Linked DNA regions of Homo sapiens: region 1 is linked to region 2. The links are chromatin loops, found by intact Hi-C in ENCODE. Cell type or tissue: tibial artery. All regions are shown on one strand. Links, peaks and the distances in the headings refer to the core of each region. The heading gives the core; the rest is flanking DNA.

Region 1 (7,700 bases), core at 1,676-4,175, 60 kb after region 2:
GGTGCTGATTGGTGTGTTTACAATCCCTGAGCTAGACACAAAAGTTCTCCACGTCCCCACTAGATTAGCTAGATACAGAGTGTCGATTGGTGTATTTACAAACCCTGAGCTAGATACAGAGTGCTGATTGGTGTATTCACAATCCCTTAGCTAGACATAAAGATTCTCCAAGTCCCCACCAGATTAGCTACATACAGAGTGCCGATTGGTGCATCCACAAACCCTGAGCTAGTCACAGGGTGCTGATTGGTGTGTTCACAAACCTTGAGCTAGACACAGAGTGCTGATTGGTGCACTCACAATCCCTTAGCTAGGCACAAAGGTTCTCCAAGTCCCCACTAGACTCAGGAGCCCAGCTGGCCTCACCCAGTGGATCTCGCACCAGGGCTGCAGGTGGAGCTGCCCACCAGTCCCATGATGCGCCCACACTCCTCAGCCCTTGGGCGGTTGATGGGACCAGGCGCCATGGAGCAGGGGGCAGCACTCATCAGGGAGGCTCAGGCCACACAGGAGCCCACGGCAGAGGGGCGGTGGGGGCCGGCTGCAGGTCCCGAGCCCTGCCCCGTAGGGAGGCAGCTAAGGCCCGGTGAGAAATCGAGCACAGTGCCGGTGGGCCAGCACTGCTGGGGGACCTGGCGCACCCTCCGCAGCTACTGGCCTGGGTGCTAAGCCCCTCACTGCCTGGGGCCGGCAGGGCTGGCCAGCTGCTCCAAGTGCAGGGCCGCCAAGCCCACGCCCACCCGGAACTCTAGCTGGCCCACAGGCACCATGCACAGTCCCGGTTCCCACCCGTGCCTCTCCCTCCACACCTCCCCGAAAGCCGAGGGAGCTGGCTCCCGCCTCGGCCAGCCCAGAGAAGGGCTCCCACGGTGCAGCGGCGGGCTGAAGGGCTCCTCAAGTGTGGCCAGAATGGGCGCCAAGGCTGAGGAGGCACCGAGAGTGAGAGAGGGCTGCGAGGGCTGCCAGCACGCTGTCACCTCTCAGTAGGACACTGTGAGAGCGAGACCAGCCTTGCCAACTGCGTGGGAGGTGGGTGCGACCTTTTGCTACTAGCTATTCCCCACTTACCTGGTGAACAATACTGCTAAGCAGAGGCAGCCATAGTCCTCTCTGGAACATAACCTCATTGGCCTGAGAACCACCCTCCCAATCCCCACAGTGGCATGGCAAGCCCACCAAAGGAGAGTCTGAGCTCAGACCCTCCTAACCCTGTCCCCATCTGATGGTATTTCTCTACCCATCCTGGTAGGTGAACACAAAAGACATACACTCATGGGAGCTTTATGATCCCATCCATTGCCTGAGTAACCAGAATACCTCCCCTGGCCAACTTAGGGGAGGCTTATATCCCACTGCTAATATCACAGCTGGTGCTGTCATGAAAGCACCACCTCCTGGCTGAAGTCCAACCAACTCAGGCCTTTACAGCAACTCATGACAGAATTACCCTGCTCCCAGGAAGGAGAAAACAACAGTTAATACCACCACCTGCAGTATTCTGGATAACCAGAGGCCCTGAGTCTGTCCACATGACAACATCACCACCAGCACAATCAGCATTCAAGAAAGCCAGCACACTAAGCCTATCTGCAACCAAAGACTCTCACAGAATCTTCTTCACTCTCCTGCCACCTCCACCAGAGAAGGTGCTGGTATTCACAGCTGGGAGACCTAAAGACGGACCACATCACAGGCTTTTTGCAGCCATTCCTTAGCACCAGCCTGGAGTCTGGTGGCCCTACTGAGTGGTTAGACCCAGAAGAGCAATAACGAGCACAGCAGTCCGGCTCTCAGGAAGCCCCATCCCTAGGGGAAGGGGAAGAGCAGCACGTCAAGGATCACCCCATGGAACAAAAGAATCTGAAAATCAGGCCTCAAGTTCCAGATCTTTCCACTAATGGTTAGTTTCTGACAGCAGAGACACAATTGCAGTGCCGGGTGTAGTAGGGAAAGTCTACATCTCTACCCCAACAGGCAGGCAGCCTCCGTGATGGTGAAAGGGCTTGGAGAAGGGGTCCTTTTTCCCCTCTGGCACTCCACCACAGACACAGCTGGGGCTTCCCTCACAGGAACACAGCATGCAGGCACCTATAGACAGTCTTTCTGGAAAAATCCAGAGTAAGTGCAACCCCACAGGAGGACCACACTCCAGATTCAGGCCTGCATGAGAGGCAGAGTCACAGTTCCTCCTACATCTGGTTTTCTTCTGCAGCAGCCTAGACCTAAGCACTTGCCATCTTTATTTTTCTTTAACAAAGTATGAGATGTGGCACTGCAATTGTGAAAAGAAACATGGCCCTCAGGGAAAGCTAATTATTAGCTTTCATATCTTTTCTGCCGTGGATTGTAATCCTCAAGAGGCTAGGGATTGTACTTTACTTATTTTTGTCGGCTTGGTGACACACTTGTTGGGACTGGCATAATTCTCCTGTCTTAATAGGGGTAGGTATATTTTGGCTCCCAGATTCTAGCTACAGTGATAAATAGACTTGTTATCTGAAAGGGAACCTCCCTGTGGACATCGCCAAAAGGTTTACCTGAGTTTGCTGAGATAATATGCCAAATTTTCTGGCACCTGATTAAGTTCCCTGACAACCTGAATGTTCATTCTGTGAGCCCCTAATGTGGGTCTCATTCTCCTGGACAAGCCTTGCCTTTCTCTCTCTTCCTATCTGTCTCCCTGCTCTTTGGCCAGGGTGCAGTCCTAACCAGCTCAGTTCTCTGGCCTCACCTCCTTCAGCTCAGACTCCCTGGTGAAAAGCTGTTCTGCCTAATTTTCCATTAGTTGCGCCTCTGAATTGCTGACCCAGCATGATGGCCGGTTGCTGGGCTGATGAAGCTTTGCTGCCGCCTTCTGGCCTGAATGTTTACCACGTTTGTTTAATGAATTTTGGAAATAGAATTGCATGCCTTTCCAGTTGCTAGTGTGTAATGAAAAGCTGCATTTAAAAAATTAAGTACCATTTATTGAGAAGATCCTTTGTGGAAGAAATACGAGGCACTGCAGATACAGCGGTGAGTGAAACAGACAGAAATCTGTGCCCTCATTGAACAGTCGGGAGGAGACATACAAGACATACATAACAGGAAAAGGTAAATCCAAGATTACACAAGCAATATAGCTTGGAATGGAGATATGGAGTGGGGGAAGGGGCATTTAAATTTTAGATAAGGCCAGGGAAGACCTCCCTGAGATGTAAAGCACATGAAGGAAGTGGCAAAGAGAACAGTAAACACTGAGGCAACAGCCTGTTGGAATGTTTGAGGAACATCAAGGAGGCCGTGTGGCTGCCGCACTGCAGCAGAGTGACTGAGAGGGAGAGTAGGGCATAGGCCAGAAAGGTGAGTGTGGACAGGAGGGGGCAGAGCACACAGGGCCAGATGGGCAATTTTATACATAGGTATACATGTGTACATACATATACCCATACATATATGTATGTATACACAGACACAGGGATACACAGAGATACACATAGAGACATACACATAGAGACACACACATACATGCAGAGTCACATAAAGACACACAGATACATAAACAGAGACACACACAGAGACAAATGCAGAGAATAGAGACAGACACACACAGATACATATGTACAGTCATAGACACAGACACAGACAGAGACACACACACACACACAGACATATACAGAGAATAGAGACACACAAATACAGAGACATATGTACAGAGTCACAGAGACAGGGGCAAACACACAGACATACAGAGACAAATATATCTGAATCAGACTGGAAACTATTGGAGACTTTTGAATAGAGGGGAGATGTGGCAATGCATATTTACATTGATCACTCTGAAGATTGCATGAATAATAAACTATAGTTGTGGCAAGGGATGAGCAGAGAGACATATTAGGAGGCAAGGAGTAACAATGACTTGGACCAGCATGGTAAAATGGAAGTGGTGAGATATGGTCCAGTTCTGGGTACATTTTGAAGATAGAAGATTTGCTGATGGATTGAATGAGGGGTATAAAAGAGAGCACTGAAGGGTAACTGGGTAGCTGAGAAATTTAATAGCTGAAGTCATTTACTGAGATGGAGAAGTCTGTGGGAAGGGCAGGCTGGATGAGTGAAGGTAGAGAGAACAAGAGTTATTATTTGGAAATGTTTACTTTGAGATGCCTGTTGCACATATACCAAAGAGGAGATCAGAGGAGAAAACTAGGGCGGTGATACAATGTTTGGCGACACACCCTATAGATGGTACTTAGAGTCATGAAATTGGATGAGGTCAGATTAAGAACATCAATTCAATGTGGCAGAAGTTCTTATCACTTGCAACCTGAACATGGTTCTGACTTCAGTGCAGCTTAGAGATTTAAATGCCCATTTTGCCATGTGATGACTTTATTGTCCTATTACTTTTCTCTATTTGAACTGTTGTAAAACATATGGCTCAAGCTGTATTTATCTGTTTTTCATGTGGCATGACTGTATCTGTTATGAATTAAATTTACCTGTTTTTTTCTCCTTATTTCATCACAATTATAATAGCTGCTAGCAGCAACAATAGTGAGCACAATTGCAAATAAGCACAGTTGCAAATACTGGCAGTGTTATGGTGTGCTTGTTATGTCTTCCCAAATCCTCTTGTTAAACTAAAAATATTTCTACATACCCTTTAATACTCAATTTAAATATCATTCCCTCTGCGAAGCCCTTATCTCTGGGCAGTGCCTACTCCTCCCTTTCCTGTATTTTCATCACGCCTTGTTTATACCTTTCTTATAGCCTTTGTCATGAAACTGATTATTAGCTTTCTGAAAAGATAATAAAAGAAAGATAATAAGAAAAGACAATAAAAGAAAAGATAATAAAAAGATTATTATCTTTTCTGCCATGGATTGTAATCCTCAAGAGGGCAGGGATTGTACTTTACTTCTTTTCGTCTGCTTGGTGACACAGTTACTATAACAGCATGTGCTTGATAAATAAATACCACTTATGCTAAATACAATAATGGACTTTTCATTTGGGTCACTTTTATGTTGAATAAATTAAAACTGTATGATTTATAAGTGTCTTAATTTGTAGATACTTCCAAATAAAGCAAGAAAAGGGTTCTCTATTCCTCTCTGGGCTATATAAATGGCTGCCTAGGTTTTTATTTTGTTTGACATTAATTTAGTTGGCCAAAGAAGATTCTGAGCTGTCGGACTTCATTCCTCACTGCTGCTCTTTGGCAAGCCTCACATCAAAGGGCTGTTTGGAAGTTTATTCGTATTGAGGCTTTCTGGCTTCTTGTACTAGTTTGGAATGAAAATCTATTCGGGAGATTTACTGTGTCATTCTGGTATGGGTCAAATCTTTTTATCAAGAATTATTCCAGTGATTTTCCTTGGCTTAACCCCAGGCCTATATCTAAGCAAACGTTTGCCCAGGAATTTTGGTCCTTTATGTGTTTTGTTCCAATCCAGTTTAAATGTCATTTTCATTAGCTATTACTTTATAAATCTTTATTTAGCTGTTAAATAATTTTCCATATAGGGAAGTGTTGTGGAGCCTCCCTGTTCCAAGAAGTTCAGATAGAAAATGACAGCCATTCAAACTTCTACTTAGGCAAAAGATCTTTAAAGAAGTGTCTACTAAATATTTCCTATGTGCCAATTGTTTTGAGTGCTAGAGACAAAGTAGTGTGTCCAATAAAGTTCTTGTCTCATGGAGCATACTCTTTAGTGAAGAGATGACAGGTAATAAACTTTAAACAAACAAAAAAGAATGGTAATTTCATATAATGATATGCTATGAAGTAAATACAACTGGATGTGAGAAAAAAAGGAATGAAAGGGTGACTCACAACTGAGTGTATGGGTGCCAAAGCATAGTGCCTACTTAATGTGTCAGCACAGGCATATGCTACAATGTGGATGAATCTCCCTGTTCCAGCTACTGGATTCTTCTCTGAGGTCCCAGTGTTTTGGTTCTTCTCAATTTGCCACCACACTCTCCTGAATTTATTCTCTGAAATGTTTCTGTGTTCTATGTTGGGTTCTGTACCCTGAAAGGCTGATGTCTACAGACCATTAACTGGGTTCTCTGTCCTATGGCTTCTAGTTGGATTCTGCAAGCATTGGCTGGTGATCAGAGGGTGGAAGGAAAAAGAGGTTGAGATCTTTTCTCCTCTCTCTCCCTCCATGACTAAAGCATAGTGTGGCAGTCCTGCATTACTTGACAGCCACAGCTCCTGGCAGATGGCACATCTTCTTTGCTGCTTCAGGACTAAGGGTGATAATAGCGTGGAGCTATAATAATCACACTACTCACACCTCTATAAATAGGACCTTCATTTAAGTTTCTTCCCCAAAGCCCTTTTGGGTGTGGCTTCTGTTTCCTTCCAGGAACATGAATGATACAGCAGGAATGTTAAAGAATAATCACCCATGTAGATAGGTCCTCCTTCAGTCCATTTCCAGTTCTCAGATATTCTAGCCCTGTCTCTTTCACATTAGAGGTATTTATATATATTTTGTTATTCATGATGAAAATCTTGGAAAAATCTATTCTGGGGGCTCCAGAGCCTCCGAAAAATGCTATCACACAGACTCAATCCCTTCTTTAAGCTTGTTTTTACCTATAATTTGGTTTCATGAGCCCACACTATTATTGCTGTGCATAGCAGTGTTTTCAGGTGATACTGTAAAAACTAAATCAAAAGGTTTATACTTCAAGGTATTGGAAAATATCTTCATATTAAATGGAGAAGTAATATTTTTTGGTGAAATAAAGGCTTAATGATTTAAACAATGTGACTCTTACTATAACTCTTAATAGTGAAAGTGTATTTGCTGCATTATTTACTCAGTGGGGTAAGAGTGCATCTAATTTATTTTATCTCCAAGTATGTTGAACTCTGGCTCACCTCTATGGTTATCGAAAATCATGTCTTCTTCCATCCAAGAAGTTAAAAGTAATCTAATACAATATTCTGAATAATAAAAGATTACTCTCTACCATAAAATCCTCAATAAATGGCTTTCCAGTTTTTGCTATAATATTTTCAGTTTGTGAGATCTCATCATGCCATCTTAAAAGGTCATCCATTCCATTTACATGCCCTTTAAGTATTAGAAAGTATTATTGATCTCAAATCAACCTTTCCATAACTTCCTGTTTCTCCCAATTTTTCTTATTGTGATAAAATACACATAACATAAAATTTACCATCTTAACCATTTTAAGTGTACAGGGCAGTAGTATTAAGTATGTTCATATTGTTGGGCAGTCATCACCAGCATCTATCTCCAGAACTCTTTTTAACTTGCAAAACTGAAACTACATACCCATTAAACAATAACTCCTGTTTTTCTCCTACTCCAAGGCCCTGGAAACCATCATTCTACTTTCTGGTTTTTTTAATGATTTTGACTATTCAAAATACCTCAGATAAGTAGAATCATATAATATTTGTGTTTTAGTAACTGGCATATTTTATTTAGCATAATGTCCTCAAGGTTCATCCACATTGTAGCATATGCCAGAATTTCCTTCCTTTTTAAGGTTGAAATATTTGTGTGTGTGGTGTGTATAATGTGTGTGTGTGGTGTGTATAATGTGTGTGTGTATTATACTTGGGTTGCTTCCATTGTTAAAAGAAAAACTTCAGCTGAATTAAATTTAAAGAAGTTTAATTGAGCAATGAATGATTCACAAATTGGGCAGTCCCCAGAATCACA
Region 2 (7,700 bases), core at 2,589-5,088:
CAAATATTTTGAGCATCAACTGAATCATCTTTATCCTGTTAAATAAAAATAAATGATATTACTAATTACCAGTTCAGAATTTATTTCACAGGTTTCATATTTAAGTAAAACTCAAAAATACAAATTCTATTTTAGCTAGAAGGCAAATATACACTGCCTTCCCTTCCTAACTCCCATAATAAAAAAACAAGCCCACAAAAAAAGATTTTTTAAAAATTTCTTCAGGGAATAACGACCTGTGATTTAAGACAAAGCCCTTCCATCTCATTGAGGTCATCAAATGAAATTTACAATTTAGCAGTTAGTTACTGAATGAACACATCTAGTGTCTTTTTCTGCATGTGAGACAAAATAGTGTCTTTCATGGCAACTTTCTCCAGCCCCAAATCTCTATTCTATCTGAATTCTATTAATGACAGAATAAAGTTGCTCTATTCTCTATCAAGATGCTGGATGGATGTGCAGAAAGATGGAGGAACAGAATGATGGGATTCAGGACACACTACCCCAAAACAGGCCTCCTTGGCATACTGAAAAACAGCGGATGCAGGAAGGTCTCACTAACCTTCCCCCTGCCCTTTTCGCCTGAAGCAGGTCAATAACCTAGGAAGGATTTTCTGACCTCCCATAAAGTATGTCATAAGACTCTTACATGAGAGATGCTAAAACTGTCCTTATAAACTTTATAAATTAGCCAAGGAAGAAGAGGGGGACAAACAAAAATAAACCAAGCTTGCAGCACATTGAGCATTAATCCCCAGGTCTGCTTGCTGTCTGACCTGCTTCCTCATGGCTGTTTGCTGCCTATTGCCCCAAATCCCATAGATCCTAGATTATAGTTTCCCTTAACTGCTCTATAGGTAACAACTTGAACATTATGAAACTCAAAGTTTTCCCTTTGAGATATTCCTCTAGTTTTCCCTTTGAGATATTCCTCTAGGTCCTGCATACCAATGAAACTATTAACACCAGCTGGTCTGAAAAACCCCATTGATGCCAGCTGCTCTGAAAGAAGGATACCACCAGAAGCTGACTCACCAAAGAATGTAGTTTCCACATCCTGATGACTTCATCCCTCATTCCCCAACCAATCAGCCACCCCAATTTTCCAGCTCCTCACTCTCCATGGTTTCCTTAAAACTCCCAGCCCAGAACTCCTCAGGAAGATGAAGGATTTGAGGGTCTCTTCCCATCTCCTCACTGGACACCTTGCAATCATGACATTCTTTCTCTGCTGCAAATCCTGCTATCTCAGTGTATTGATCTGTTACTACACGGGCATATGAAACTGTTAGTCCTATAACAGTGCCATCCCCTATACCAGGAGAAAGGTATCTTCAAAACTGCATTTGAAATTGGCCCTCTGAATAAGTTTACCAATTCATCTAATAAACAGGGCAGGAAGAGGTGTACTTCAGTGCAAGTCTGTATATGGATAAGCATATGACAGACTAATAGGTCTTTTGAAAGGTAAATCTTCAATTTTAGCAAGAGAAGAGAAACTTTAAGTCACATTCTATCTCCACTGTTCACCAGCAAGCAAACTGCATGAAAACAAACACCCTAGAATTATTTTTCATAAACCCACAACATAATACAAATATAAACAGATGTTATCAGATTTTCCCCCTCAAAAGAGAAATTCTAGCACATTCAATCATTGATAATCCTAGGGTTCCAAACTTTAATTATTCTAAGACATCTGTGGATGCCAATTTCTACAGAGAGTTTGAGAGAGAGTATCAACACTCTGGTAAGTCCAAGGTTCTCTTTTGACTAGCACTGAAGGAAAGAGCCTGCATCAAGATCATGAACTCTGTGAAGAGCCACCTTAGAAGAGTATTTCACAAAATGTGGTCCCTAGATCACTAGCATTAGACATAAGTTGGGTTACTTACTAAAAATTTATACTCCTGGGACACACCTAAGAGTGTCTATAAATAAATCCCTACTTATGATCTTCATACACGCTAAACTTAAGAACCCAGAGACATCTTTTTTTAGTGTTTGATTTTGTGTGCTTCTGTCATCTGCCTTTTCTAAGTTCTAATAGTGATTAATTTACAATAACAGTTCAGTCATGACTAGCTTTTCTCTCCAACTCATACACAAAATTTTTAAAGAAACTTGGGAAACCTATTGGAAGTGACTCAATAAAACTAAACAGTATAGCTTTATCTATTTTGCCCCAGAAACAAAATAAAGGTATGGATACAGTTTTTGAAAAAGTAGAATTAATTTTGTGAAACATCCATACTCACACACACTAGCTCTTTTCATTAGGAGCTGACAATTATGAAGATTAGCATAACTCTAATGAATTCTTTAAAACAATCTTACAGAGAATACAAACTAGAATTGACAAATGAAGTAATCTTTTCATTATCAGATCCAGAATTTTGTTCTGACTTTTCAGGATTATGTCTACATACAGAGGAAGGAAAGAAGGGTGGCAGTGACAGAGAGAGGGAGGAAATTTCTACACTGGTAGAATAATAGATTATCAATGTCAAAGTAAGTTAATGGCACTCAGCCTATCAATATTTATTTAGTGATTACTAAACACAGTGTTGACCACACAAAGCATGTAGAGACATACTTATTAATATGCCAGGGACTGTGTTGCATAAAGGTACATCTATTATTTGTATTAATGTATTAATATTTCACTGTCCTACTTCTTATTTTACTATGTACATTTCATTATTTCATTTAATCATATAAATTGATCATTTTTTAATCACATAGCATTGATCATAACACGAAAAAACCACTACCCACTATAAATTTTGGAAATGCTTTATGAATACTCCTATGAGAATAAACACTGGAGTCACAGTTGTAGGTAGAAGAAAGTTTTACAATGTACTTATTCTTTTTATTTTCACTAAATAACAAATATTTATATTGTGCTCACTATGCACAGGCACCGTTTTAAGAGTTTTTACTGTCTTACAGATAAGAACACTGAAACAAGCGATCCCAAGCTTCCACATTGCCTCTTATGCCATATAAAATACTATAGTTTTTAGGGCAATAAACTTTCTTATATCTCTAGCCTGTGTATGCTTTAAGGTATGATACTGCTATTCTTCTCTAACGCTTATAAAACTAAAACTGAAGCATATCTTATTTTTAAATTAACTAAAATAAATTTATGTAGGGAGAGGTATGTTTAGAAAAAATTCCACAGCTGATTCTCCTTTTGTACCCCTCAACCCAACCTCCTTCATTTGAGAAAAAATAATATAAAACAGCATATATTTTTTTCTTTTAAATAGCTAAAATTTAAAGTATACCTTCATCTCCTCACAACCAAAAAGAGAGGAATAGCAATTCATACAGGTAGGAAAGCATAAAAAGCTGGGTTGAATTTATAGCATTGTTTCGTTTTCTGAAAACTTTACACATGGACCAGGGTAAACACAGACACCTCAACTATAAATGAAACTGCCAACTACTTTCACCTGTATTTACCAACACAGTCTTAGAAAAAATACATTTTTATTTGTAATATTTATTTCCAATATAATTCTACAAGTAAAGAGGATGTATCAACTATTAAGTTTTAAGTCAGTTAATTTTTTAAAATCACACAAATATATAAATGATAAAACAAGTTTTGATGGACATATTTTAAGATGAGTGATGAAACTGGAGGCAACCCAATTTTAGGAATTTAAAGCCATCAAAGTATTAGCACAACAAGTTATCTCCTCGGGAAAAATTTGACTGAAAATTAGAACTGTTTTACCAGGATTGTAAAAAAATTACTAAACAGATTTTCTTTCTGTCTCAAATCTCCCACACGGAGGAAGGAGGAAGGAAAAGGAGGAGAAAGTAATAGCAATTTCATGTAATAATGTCAGAAAAATGTTGACAACATTATGTTTGTAAATGAAATAATTTGTTCAAGCAGCAGAGGGAGCCAATGTATTATTTTAATTTTTTCTTTAAGTGTTGGGAATATTCTCAGTTTCTATAACAGAAAAATATCACTTAATTTTAAAATTACAAATTTGATGCCTTATTTTTTATCATTATGTGATCTTTAATATTTTTAATTAAGTGTAACAAGTTACATGTAAAAAGTTGATAATATTATTACATAATATTTTGGAAGATGTTTAACCCTTTGCATTTCCAAAGTAAGCAATAACATTCCTTCAGCTAATTCTTTAAATGTGAGCCAACTATATTATTTGACTACCGCAGCTAACACCACAGGGAAAAGACTATGTAACAAAAATGTCATTTAAATTAACATTATTAATTGTCTAAAGTGTCACAAATGTAAAGGAACCACAATTCTATTGGACTGCCTAGTTTGTCTATTTGTACTTTGAGAAGGTACTTTAAGGGTAAAAACTTTTTATAATCAAAAGGTCACAATGAATTGAAAAAAATGAAAGCCTCACTTAAAAAACAAACAGGCTCCCTGCCTCAATTCTTGGTACCTTTCTAATTCACTCTTCACACTATTACCAAAATAATCTTAAAATTCAAAAGTCATGTTACTTCCTCCCACTGACTTGCCAGCTCCTACGATAAAGATCAAAGTCTTTGACTTACAAGACCATACATGATTTGAACAACACCCAACTTTCTACTCTCAGATCTTGCCAAACTCCCTCTTCATCTCTGAACTCCAATAGTGGCAATCTATTTTAGTTCCGGAGATCCACCACAGGGCCTTTGAACACGCTGGTCCTGAATCTTGGAATGTTCTCCCACCTGTACTGTCCTCACTTATCCATCATATCTCTACACAGGTCACTTCCTCAGAAAAGCCTTACAGCTAGGTCCAGCATTCTATCTATATCCTACTCTTATGGCTTCCTATACTTTTCCTTTTTGCCACTTAAACAGCTAATAATTTATATCTATATGAGTAATCAATATTTAATATTTACATAACTGGTCAATATTATAAATATTAAATTATTTCACTATTAAGTTATAAATATCAAACTTTTAATATGATTATAATATAATTAGAATACATTTATAATTGTTATAATATTAATAGAAGATTAAATGATAAATCCTGAAAACTTCATAAGGACATACCATTTCTCTTCTGCTCATCTTTGAGTTTCCAGTTCCTATTACAGGACGTGTGTGGTCTTAGTCTGCTTGGGATGCCATCACAAAATACCAGAGACTGAATGACTTAAACAATAGCAACTTATTTTCTCTCAGTTCTAGAGGCTGAAGGTTTGAGATCAGGGTGCCAGCATGTTCTGGCTCTGGCGAGGGCTCTCTTTCTAGCCTGCAGGTGGCTGCTTACTCACTGTGTCCTCACAGGATCTCTTTCTCTTTTCTTCCTTTTATAGAGCCACAGTCCTATTGGATTAAGGCCCCATCTTTATGCTCTCATTTAACCTTCATTAACTCCTAAAGACCCTATCTCCAGATATAGTCACACTGCACCTTTAAAATATGCACTTGGAGGGCATACAATTCAGTCCATAGCATAGCATGTGCTAAGACTAGTATGGAACAAATATACGGTATCACTAAGAAGAGCGAACACAAAGTATTAAAAATGTAATAAGCATAAAAATATTTATTTCAGTATTACAGCCATTGAAGGAAAAATACCACCAGAATAATAAAGCCAGAGAGAAAATAAGCAAATTATCTAACCAAAAAACATGAGGGAGGAGGTATATACTCTAATAATCAATTCAACATTCATCAGTCCTATTCATGTCAGCCACTGCATTGGCAATGGTGTTATACAGATGAAATACTTCATAGCCTGGTGATGGAAGAAGTCATAACCTAATAATTAAAGTGTTTTATTGTAAGTGTTTGACCATCCCTCAGCTCCCAATTATCTGAACCCAGTAGAATTTGGTAACTGCCCCTAAAAGTCTCATAACTACAATGAATGTTGACCAACGATTTCTTTTAAAACCAATGGACACTTTTAACTCTCATTTAGGGTCTTTACATATGGATATATAGTTTGTATGCTAACTGCACAAATCCAGGGCAAACCTTTCACAAACTAGCTCCCTCTAGAATTGTGCAGTATACAATCTGCACACTGAAGGAAATGTCTGATCTTCTAGATCTCATTTAACATTTAACACGAATCATCAACACTTTTTTTTTCCTAGAGAATGTTCGTCCCTTGACTTCCATAATATTGTATCCTAATTTTCGGTTCTATTTTTTCACTCTTTTTCTTCTCCTTTGTGGAGCTTCTCTTTTTCTGTCTATCCTGTAAGTGTTCCTATATGATAGTAACTACTGCTCTCTCCTATTTTCGGTTCTATTTTTTTCACTCTTTTTTTTTCTCCTTTGTGAGAGCTTCTCTTTTTCTGTCTATCCTATAAATGTTCCTGTATGATAGGAACTACTTAACTCTCACTCCATTCATACACTGCATGGTAATCTCATCTACTCTCACAGCTTCACCTAAAACTTATATGCTGATGATCCACAGTTTTAGTTCAGATCTCTCTTCTGAATCCCACATCCATAGAACCGAGCAGCCTCCTAAAATATTTGAATATTCTACAGGCCACATAAACTTCACATGTCCAAAACCATAACAAAACTAACTAAAACTAAGGACGCCACTCCCTAACACAGATTGCACAAATGGAGACCATTTCTGTTATTTTATTTCTACATCTTTAGGGTCTTTGTTGCTGTTATTTTGTTTTTGGTTTTTGCCCACATTTCATCTATCTCAGGTCTGGATGCAAGGTCGAAGTCCCCCTTTCTCCTTGTGGACGTTGTAGATTGTCTGAAAACTCCATTCTAAATTGCCTTTCTCATGTCTTACAGCATGCCAGTGGCTGGATAACTAAAGCTCAAATATCCCAGTTTCCCTTACAATTCAAATTCCACACCAAGCTAACTTTGACAAACCTGATACACCCACACAACATTACAAAAGCAGAACTGATGGCTGCATTTGTACTGTTTCTTGTGGCAAATTTGGTTTTGGAGGTACATGATTATTCTGCAGCAAACATCACAGCAATTCTAGTGTCCAGTTCCTAGCTTTGGGAGGGCTGAGACAAAGAATGTGAGACTTCCATTTCCTGGCAATGGTCAGGGCTAAAGAAGGCAATTGGTCCTGGAGTCAACAGCTATTGATGTTGTTTCCCCAGTTTCCTTATTCTCTATGTTGTTCTGAGAGCCATTTCATGTCTGCATGCGGAAGACAGGAGATACAGCCCAGGGCACCCTCAGGATGGAAAGAACCTAAGGAGAAACTCCCTACATAAAGCTGATTATAACCTCAGTATGAGGGTAAATGAGAAACCTGTTTCTCAGAGGGCACACAAGGAAACTTGCCTAACTTTGGTATTCAGTAGAAGGAGAGGAAAAAACATTTCCCCTCACAATATAGATTTTCTTAAACAGTACAACACATAAAGGACAGAACTAATACATTCATCAAATTATGAATTTCTTTTCAACAAAGACACCACAAGAATGAAATATAAGTTACATAAACTGGGAAAAAAATAGTTGCAATACAATAACCAAAAAAAGGTTGGTATTTAGAACACAGAATCTCCAAGTATCAAAAACAAAACATCCTAATAGAAAAATAGGCAAGAAAAAAAGACATTTTGCAGAAAACACAATTGACCTCTGAGAATGAGATGTTAAATGTTGGTGAAGACGTGAAATTACAGCAATGCTGAACTATTGTTGGTGAGACTGTCATT

The links. Peaks named below come from ENCODE experiments on the same cell type or tissue, not always from the same donor. Only the 100,000 strongest peaks of a DNase experiment are listed, where the experiment ranks them.
Region 1: it touches region 2 in a loop (6-fold over the local background); 75 of 110 quality-filtered maps call a loop at or near these places.

The regions. Positions count from the first base shown.
Region 1 is chr5:64,143,182-64,150,881 of GRCh38, reverse strand. No RefSeq gene overlaps it. Among named protein-coding and RNA genes, the nearest start is that of RNF180, 19 kb to the left of the region's middle. In tibial artery, for the core only: a CTCF peak has its summit at 2,861 (motif pointing left); a DNase peak (open chromatin) is centred at 2,820; H3K27ac peaks cover 1,772 bases.
Region 2 is chr5:64,204,400-64,212,099 of GRCh38, reverse strand. It overlaps RNF180 (ring finger protein 180), which reads right to left. Exons shown (of 8, transcript NM_001113561.2): 3 at 1-35. Among named protein-coding and RNA genes, the nearest start is that of RNF180, 42 kb to the right of the region's middle. RefSeq lists an enhancer at 924-1,218. In tibial artery, for the core only: a CTCF peak has its summit at 3,883 (motif pointing right); no DNase peak of the experiment used is centred there.